Linked DNA regions of Homo sapiens: region 2 is linked to region 1. Evidence: chromatin contacts called from ENCODE Hi-C or POLR2A ChIA-PET data. All regions are on one chromosome and are shown on one strand. The core of a region is the stretch at or near the end of the contact, and the rest is flanking DNA. Distances in the headings are between cores, read along the strand shown.

Evidence for each region. Hi-C counts contacts between places; a loop is a spot of excess contacts on that map. ChIA-PET counts read pairs that join two places held with the same protein, here RNA polymerase II (POLR2A). Pooled maps may share reads with other maps.
Region 2: a loop to region 1 is called in a pooled map, with 2.7 times the contacts of the local background. The contact joins the promoter of TSPAN33 here to the enhancer-like site in region 1. A Hi-C loop is called at or near these places in 1 of 50 pooled maps. POLR2A ChIA-PET finds 5 or more read pairs at or near these places in 2 of 52 experiments (GM12878 and H1).

What each region holds. Positions count from the first base shown.
Region 1 is chr7:128,505,287-128,509,826 of GRCh38, forward strand. METTL2B (methyltransferase 2B, tRNA N3-cytidine) reads left to right here. Exons shown (of 9, transcript NM_018396.3): 9 at 1-1,316. Among named protein-coding and RNA genes, the nearest start is that of METTL2B, 31 kb to the left of the region's middle. RefSeq lists an enhancer at 1,490-1,579. Within about 2 kb of position 1,710, at least 5 of the 41 ENCODE cell types and tissues checked have a DNase peak (open chromatin) inside an H3K27ac peak, as active enhancers do; they include GM12878, where a contact is called at or near this core.
Region 2 is chr7:129,143,457-129,148,067 of GRCh38, forward strand. TSPAN33 (tetraspanin 33) reads left to right here and starts at 1,251. Exons shown (of 8, transcript NM_178562.5): 1 at 1,251-1,626. The coding sequence starts at 1,525. RefSeq lists a silencer at 1,164-1,373 and an enhancer at 4,236-4,285.

The sequences.
Region 1 (4,540 bases), core at 460-2,959:
TGTAAAAAATAAATAATTGTATTGAATTTATTAGTTGTGTCTCAGTCTCCTTCAGTCTACAGTTTAGGCTTGCTTTTGCACCTTTGCATTTTAAGGTAAGAGGCTATTGTGTAAACTCGAATTGGGTTTGTTGGTGTTTCTTCATGATTTGGTTCAGGCTCTGCATTTTGGGCAGGAATATTCAGAGGTGATGCTGTGTTCCTCCCATAGGATCGTATCAGGCGACACATGATTATGAATTTCCCCATTATTGGTGATGTCACTTAGTTGTGTTGTCTGCCAGGTTCTGCCACTGTAAAGTTAATAAGTATTTTGTAGGGAAGTGCTTTGAGACTAAATATCCTGTTCCTCATCAAACTTCTACCCCCTAGTTTCAGTATCTATTGCTGTTTTTTGTCTGAATAACTATGATAGTTGCCAAATAGTGGTTTCTGATCCTTCCATTCCTTCTACACTGATTGGTTGGTATTTTGTACAGAAAAGCTTTCTCATATCTGATTTACTTGTCTCAATATGGACCCATGGGTATTTGAGTTTCTTGTGGGGTTATTTGTTGTTGTTTTTGAGACAGGCTCACCCAGGCTGGAGTGCAGCAGCACGATCACTGCTTACTGCTTACTGCAGCCTCGACCTCCCATGCTCAAGTGATTCTCCCACCCCAGCCTCCCAAGTAGATGGGACTACAGGCATGTGCCACCAAGCCTAATTTTTGTATTTTTTGTAGAGACAGGGTTTCACCATGTGTCCCAGGCTGGTCTTGAGCTCCTGAGCTCAAGCAATCCTCCCACCTCGGCCTCCCAAAGTGCTGGGATGAGCCACCGTGACTGGCCCCACTTAATGGGTTTTCAGAGGTGGGAGCAAAGAATGAAGGGAGGAAGAGAGCTCCCATCTTTTCCATTACCGTATTTACTTAAAACTGGAAAAAACTGAATCACTGGGATGGTATTTCATTTATCTTTTGAAATGAAGAATAGATACATTAATTTAAATGATTCTCTAAAGACTGTCCTTCAGCATCCCTAAAGCATTGCAAAACTATAGGCACAGTTTTTATTTTATCTTTCTGGCACCTGGTTTGGGCTTTGGCTTAGATTAAAAAGACGAGCCTTCTCCTGCCCCTGCTCCCTTTTATTCCCTGCCATCTGCTAAGCTCGACTTTTTATCTCTCAGGCCAAATTTGACTCTGTAAGGGACTTTGCATAACGTTTCATCCTCAGAATCGCTAATGATGGGCAGAGGACTGTTACATGTGTTGGGAGGGATTAAAGTATATGACCTCAGTGCCACTTAAAAAATAAATACTGTCTCAACTATCAGTCTGGCTCTGAATGGTATCTCTTAATATGCTTAATGCAAGAATGGTGGGTCGGGCGTGGTGGCTCACGCTTGTAATCCCAGCACTTTGGGAGGCTGTGGCAGGCGGATCACCTGAGGTCAGGAGTTTGAGACCAGCCTGGCCAACATGGCAGAACCCATCTCTACTAAAAATAAAAAAAATTTAGCCAGGCATGGTGGTGGGAGCCTGTAATCCCAGCTACTGGGGAGGCTGAGGTAGAAGAATTGCTTGAACCCGGGAGGCGGAGGTTGCAGTGAGCAGAGATTGCCCTCCAGCCTGGGTGACAGAGCAAGACTCCATCTCAAAAAAAAAAAAAAAAAAAAAAGAAAGGTGCTATGTGGGGCTGGAAGGTGGCTCCAGGTGTGAAGCTGCTCAGGAAGTTGTGTGGTTTCAATGTGAATCTAACAGAGAAGTGTTTCTGAAACTGATTTACCTTCCTAAGTAGTGTTAATTAGGGTGAGGAGATAAATTCAATGTTGTTTGAAAAATGAGAGACAGTTTGAGACAGATGCACTGGAGCTATTGGAGTGAAACCATGTTCCTGAAGGCAGCGATCACCCTGAAAGTGGGTTTTGCACTGTGAAAGGGATTCATCTCCCGGTCTTGCAGGATTCATGTAGAGCCTGGCCTCTGTTAATGCTATCAAACCTATGTACAATGGGTCGGCCACTTCTTTTCATATAAGTTCATATTCTCTTGGGTTCTGGTTGGAAAATTAGGCCTTGGAAACTTAGTGAGAAAGGGAAAATCTAACGTGCTAAGCCATCCTACTTGGATGTAATTGATTCCTATCTTTGCTTAAATACATACTTTAGTAGGAGTAAGGAGTTCTGTCTGTGGCTTAAAAGATGAGCTCAGGACAAGCAGTTTCTTTCAGTCTGTTCACAAAGGCCTGTTCTTTGGTTTGTGGCTGCAGCTGCTATTTTCAGAGCCTGGCTGCGTTGATGCATTGCAGATTTGTGCGTGCTTCCTAATTTGGTCTACAGGTTGTGATTTGGGAACCCTGGTTAAGAGGTAGAAGAAGTGCTCATGGTGAATTTCCCAGGTGAAAACACTGAAACATTGCATCATGACTGCTTCATTTTATTTAAATAAGTGTCTTGGCTCAAGGTTGGACATTGTCTCTGTAGCCAGTGAAACACACTCCATGACCAGGTTTCAGGACAAATCACCACAGTCCGATTTAATACCCCACTGGGGACCCTGAGACACCGTAGCCTTGACTCCAGCCTCAAGCTTGGCATCTTTACCCACAGATGAGCCTCACACTGCCTTCATTCATTCATTCTCTACTTCCATTCTCTGAATTTGGATTTTGCCATTAAAATTTAATGTTATAGCCAGGTGTGATGGCTCACACCTGTAATCCCAGCACTTTGGGAGGCCAAGATGGGAGGATCGCTTGAGTCCAGGAGTTCAACACCAGCCTGGGTAACATAGCAGCATCCTGTTCATACAAAAAAATAAAAAATTAGCCAGGCGTGGTGGTGCCTGTGTGTAGTCCTAGCTACTCAGGTGGCTGAGGTGAGAGGATCGCTTGAGCCCAGAAGTTCAAGGCTTCAGTGAGCTGTGATCACACCACTGCTGGGTGACACAGCAAGACTCTGTCTCAAAAAAGAAAAGAAAAGAGAGAGAGATAGAAAGGAAAGAAGGAAGGAGAGAGGGAGAGAGAACGAAGGAAAGGTAAGAAAGAAAAAGAAAAGTAGCCGAGTGTGGTGACCCATGCCTGTAATCCCAGCTACTGGGGGAGCCGAGGCAGGAGAATCGCTTGAACCCAGGAGGCTGAGGTTTCAGTGAGCCAAGATCACGCCACTGCACTTCAGCCTGGGTGACAGAATGAGACTCCTTCAAAAAAAAAAGAGAGAGAAAGGGAAGAAGGAAAGAAAAAAAAAAAGAAGGAAAGGAGGGAGGGAGGAACATTTATCAGCAGTGGCACACTTGAGAAACCCTCCAAGGGTGAGCAGAATGGCGAGGGCCCTGAAGAGCCCTGCTACTGACAAGCCCCTGTCACCCTCTTCAGCCTTGCTTCTGATTACCCCTCAATTTTTGTGGGCGATTAAGGCCGACATTCAATCGAGCTCATTAAATTATGAGTTTCTGACACGGTGCGGTGGCTCATGCCTGTAATCCCTTTGGAGGCCAAGACAGGTGGATACCTTGAGGTCAGGAATTCGAGACCAGCCTGGCCAACATGGTGAAACCCTGTCTCTACTGAAAATTAGCCAGGTGTGATGGTGAGTGCCTGTAATCCCAGCTACTTGGGAAGCTGGGGCAAGAGAATCACTTGAACCCGGGAGGCGGAGGTTACAATGAGCTGAGATCCTGCCATTGCACTCCAGCCTGAGTGACAAGAGCAAAACTCTGCCTCAAAAAATAATAAAAAAGGCCAGGCACGGTGGGTCACACCTGTAATCCCAGTACTTTGGGGGTCCAAAGCAGGCAGATCACCTGAGGTCAGGAGTTCAAGACCAGCCTGGACACCATGGTGAAACCCCATCTCTACTGAAAATACAAAAATTAGCTGGGCATAGTGACGCGCATCTGTAATCCCAGCTACTCGGGAGACTGAGGCAGGAGAACAGCTTCAACCTGGAAGGTGGAGGTTACAGTGAGCCGAGATCAAGCCATTGTGTTCCAGTCTGAGTGACAAGAGTGAGACTCCATCTCAAATAAATAAATAAATAAATAAATTGTGAATTTCTTGGGGGACCGTTGTATTCTAAACACAGCAGACTACCAAAGCCCCTGGCCCATGGTCAGTGCCCAGTAAGTGGGGACTGAATGCCTGAATAGCTTCTTCCTACCCTGCCCACTGCCCCCTACCACTGCACAGACACCCCGGATACACAGTTTGTATTTAACTTAAAAACAAAATCATACAAGGTTGCAACTATCAACAGCTCAAGGTGGCTTAAACAAAAAACAACAGTAGAAGGGCACAGGGCGCCTCCTGGACCCCACGCTGGGAGGTGTGTGGTTGCCCGGTTGCCCTCACTCCTGCAGCCTCTTTAAGGACCACTTCTCTGCTCCTTAGTGCACTTGTGGGAGGCAGCTGTAACCAAGCTCCTGAGGTTTGATGTCTCTGTAAAATGGGTGTGCAGCATGTGCGTGTGTGTGTGTCTAGGCAGCCAGTTCCCACAATGGCAGGCAGAATCCCCAAAAAGGCATCCGTAAGAGCATGATTTCCTAGACTTCAGCTGGTTT
Region 2 (4,611 bases), core at 1-2,500, 640 kb after region 1:
TCTGATATTCAATTACTTCCGCAGTTTTAACACAATTCCACATGTAACGGCATCGGTCAGCATTATGTCCCACTGCTATTCCAAGCATACCCTGTGCTCCAGCCACAGCAGTCTGCTTATTTTGCACGAAACACATGGCGTGCTTTTGCACCTCCAGGCTTTGGTTCACCCCCTTTTTTTTTAATCCACCTGGATTATGTTTCCCCTCCGTCTCTACTATTCTAAATCCCATCCTCCCCTAATTTCACTTGCCACGCTATCTTCACTAACCTTCTACCAAACGTATTATAATTATTTGTGCGGTTATCATATTTCCACACTGGATTCTTAATTCTGCTAAAACGAAATACTGTAATGCCTTTGATGAGCCTTCCATGTGCCAGCCATGTGCTAAGTGAGCTACATGCATTATCTCATTTAATCCTCAAATCGCCATCTAGGTCAGGACTCTCCCATTTAACATTAAACAAACTGAGGCTCCGAGAGATTAAGTAGCTTGCAGCTTTCACGCAGCTAATTATGGTGGAATCAGATTCCCTCCCCGAGGTTCAACTTGTATTAGTTAGGGTAGCCAGCATAATATATTCGCCAGCTACGCTGCACTCAACCTGTGTGTGCCGGATCAGCATGTTAAAAACGGTGTCTGCAAGTAGACCAAGGGAAGAGGGGCTGCGGGGGCGGGAATTGAGACAGCAATGAATTAGGATGGCGGGATTGGCGGTGATGTTTCCAAATTTCCACTGTTGGGTTGTAGAGCTTCTGAAATAAGCATTTAAAATGTATAGTTACTAAACAAGATTGCATCTACCCTTGGTCTAATTGTTATGTGTAGGTTAGTTTTGTCTCCCTGATTTTATTGTCATCCCCCAGGGATTGTTTCTGTTCTCCCGCGTTCCCAGAGCTTTCGGCGCATTGCTCAACACACGGTGTGCGTACTTGTTGATTTTAATGTATGTGTGTTTGCATATGTGCACAGCAGCTGGGCGGAGGACGTGGGTGTGGGATGCACTGTGCATTCCTTCTCCTCACTCTTGTTCCTTTGAGCAGCTGCAGCCTGGATGCTTTCCCTTAGGGGTAGGGGAGAGGCAGAACCGCTGACCCTTTAACAAGTTATCCCTCACAGAACAGGTGTCTCCCCCGACTCTCGGTGGAGAGGGATGGCTGGATACTTAGTGACATCAGCCACGAGCCAATGGGAAGTCGGGCTCCAGCCGTCGCGCCAATGAGCGGCCGGGGGCGGGCCGGGTTTCCTGGGCGCCTGGCTGGCCGGGCTGGTCCTGCGGCCGCGGGTGAGTCTCGTCCGCTCGCGCTGCCCACCGCGGCTCCAGCAGCTCCAGGCGCGGTTCCCCGGCCCGCGCCGCTCCCGGCCCCCCGGCTCGGGCGCCTCCCGCCGCAGCGCAGGCTCCCCCGCCGGCCGGGCTCCTGCGCGGCGCGGCTCGGCTCATGCCCCCGGGCGCGGGGCACACAGGCCGGCCGGCAGCCGCTGGGAAATAGGCCCCCGGGGGCGGTGGCGGCGGCGGGGCCATGGCGCGGAGACCCCGGGCGCCGGCCGCCTCCGGGGAGGAGTTCTCCTTCGTCAGCCCGCTGGTGAAATACCTGCTCTTCTTCTTCAACATGCTCTTCTGGGTGAGTCTCGGGGTCGAGGGCACCTGGGCGGCGGGGTCCCCCCGCGGGGTGGAAGGGTGGCCCGGGGTGCCCCACGCGCGGGAGCCGCACTGCCGAGTTTTCTGGGCTGACGGCACTTTGGGGGAATTTATCCTGGGGAGGGACACCCCGGGGACGCCGCGTCTGCAGGGGGCGTTGTAGGGAGGAGGGTATGCCAGGGAATCAGTAAAGACTGATGGGTATTCTCGGGGCGTCGGAGGAGGGTCTGTGTTAGGCTAGAAATGTGGGTTTGAGGGAGCCTGTTGGCCCAAGGCGGACCCACTGACACATTCATGATGGGGGTCGGGGGTGGCGGCTGACTTTCAGGCCTGGGGGCCTGGAGGCCCGGCTGGCAAAGAAAGAAGAGGAAGGAAAAACCCAAACCTCTCTCTCCACCACCTCAGAGAGGATGGGTTACTGGCATCATCTCTTCCTTTTGCAGGCCTCATCTACCCCCACCTCCACCCCCCCAAAGTCTAGGAAGAATGGCCTCCAGGTGCAGATGTCTTTCCCATCCCAGCACTGCCCCAAACTTTGTCCCCTCCCTGCCACCCTTCTCAGGACCAGACTTCACCCCTGGAGCCTGGCAATCACCAGTGTCTTTAAACAGGACCCCGTGTTGGGCCGGAGGGCCAGGGGTCCTTTCAGAATCTTCTGCTTGGGGTGGAAAAAGTATTGGGCTGGGACTCCGGACACCTGGATTCCCATCCCACTCTGCCGTTCATTGTTGACTTGACCGACCTAAGCATGTATGTTCATGTCTGCAGGCCTTGACTCCCTCCCCCACAAATCCAACCCAGTGTGATCAGGGGTGGCAGAAAGACTGCTGAAGCTGAGAATTGAGCTGAACCAGATCATGCAATGCCAGCTCGACCCTGTTTCCTGGCTAGAGAGTCCTGGAGGTCCTGGGGTGTGAGAACATAGGGACATCCTTCCCCCATTCACCTCCTCTTCTGGCTCCTACCACACCAGAGCTGCTGCTTCTGGAGCCCACCATCCTTGCCCACTTCAGCTGGAGACCTAAAGTTCAGACTTGCAGGAGGGAAGAATTGAGTCTAAAATATGTTTCCTAGGGGAGGGAGCAGAACAGACATCTAAGCCATTTGCTGGAAAGGTTTCACAGGGCCCGTGGGGTGAGGTGCAGACACAAAGCCCATAAGTGCTGGCCTGTTGGGACAAATGAGAGAAATCCCATAGGGTGGTGATGACAGCGCACTCAGCCATCCTACTCCTGGGGAAAATGAAACTTGTGCTCCTATCAAATGCTCAGTTGTAAAACTGGAAAAAAATTTTAGAAGACATCTTGTCCAGCATCTGTGTTTATGTCTATAAAATGTAGAAAACTAAAGCACAGAGATGTTAAATGTTTTGTCCAAGGTCCAACAGCTGGTTAGCAGGCTTGGTCTGGTGACCTTTCTACTGAACCACAGTGCCGCTGGGGGAAGTCCTCAGCACAGATGGCTGCTGCTATAGCTGGGGTATGGGCAGTATTAGTAGTTAACCAGTCAACCCAAGTTCCCATAGTCTAGGTTCTGCTTCAGCTGGAGGTTAGGGAAAAACACAAGAAAATCCCTTACCACTCTACCAGTGCTGGGGGATGTACTAAGAGACTCCCCACTTAGGGGCAAGTATCAGTGAAGTCTCTGTGCTCACTGAGTGTGCCAGGCCAGTGACGTGACATCCTCGGAGCCAGCACTAGCATTTCAGGGACTTTAGGTCGTCACTCTGACTTCCTTTATCTGCCGAGACTGTCTCCCTTGGAGCCATTGGTACCTCACCCTTGTCTGTGCTCGCCAGTGACAACAGCTGGGTGCATCTGTTACACTTGTGTTCCTGGTCATTTTTTTTTTCTCGAGCTTCCCTACCCCCTACCTCCACCCTACCCCCCTTTTATCGGACAAACGACTTTGAGAGATCTCAGCCAGGAGAGAGTTTGGCTCCACAGACCCATTTACCTTGGTAAAAATGCTTCATTCAAGGTCAGAAGACGTGGGTGGCCAAGCTAGCACCACCCCAAATTAGAATAGAGCCCCTTCTTGGCCCTACAGTAGACTCATAAAAAATCAGAGGCTCTAGAAATAGCACACTGAAAGACAAGAGGCTCAGCATCTTTTTGGCACCAACTTACTGTGTGACCCTAAGCCAATGTATCTGTCTCTCTGACCTTAATCTTTCTCCTCTAAAGGAGAAACAATTTCTGCCTCAGTGAACTATTTAAGGATGAATGAATCATTTTGGGGACTGTTTTCTTTCTTCAAGACCTAGAGCTGGATCTAAGGATGAATCTCCCTGTGTCCTGATTGCCCTTCCTAGGGGACAGTACTTTTCAGGTGTTATTGAATGTCCCTTCTCCCCCAAACCCAGTGCTGCACAGGTATATTCATACAAGAGCAGCTGGAGAGAAAATGCTGCCTCCCCAGATCAGGGGGCCATCTTTCTTCCTAGCTCCTCTTCAGGGACTGGTTCCCATGCTTTCTTTTTTGTAGACTTCCACCATCCTAATCAAATTCTGCTCTTCTGCCCAGGAAGCACCTATGGATGAGATGATGGTCAGCCCACACCCTTTGCAGGCAGAGTGCATGCTCTGGCCGGCTTCTGGAGCTGCCGCATGGCAGTGGTTATTGTGTCTGTGCCTGGAACCCACTAGGAAGGTGTCCGGCATCCTCTGGGCTCTGAATAGTGGTGCTGGTGGTGATGGTGGCTACGTCTGCTGTTGCTCTAGAAGCCCTGACTCTTGGGGCATTTGGAGTCTGACTCAGAAAACTAATGAATTTTGGGGGACTGGGACCAGTTCCTACTGTTCATGTTTCAAATCTCACTTCCCCTTTGACCTGGGAGTTCTGATTTTCTTCCCAGAATCATGTTGCTGGGTTACTGACTGTGGGGATTCCATGGCCTGGAGTAGCTGCTCTAAGATCCTAGATGTTGCATTTAAATCAGTTAGGGTGGCTACAGAGCAGCTGCCTC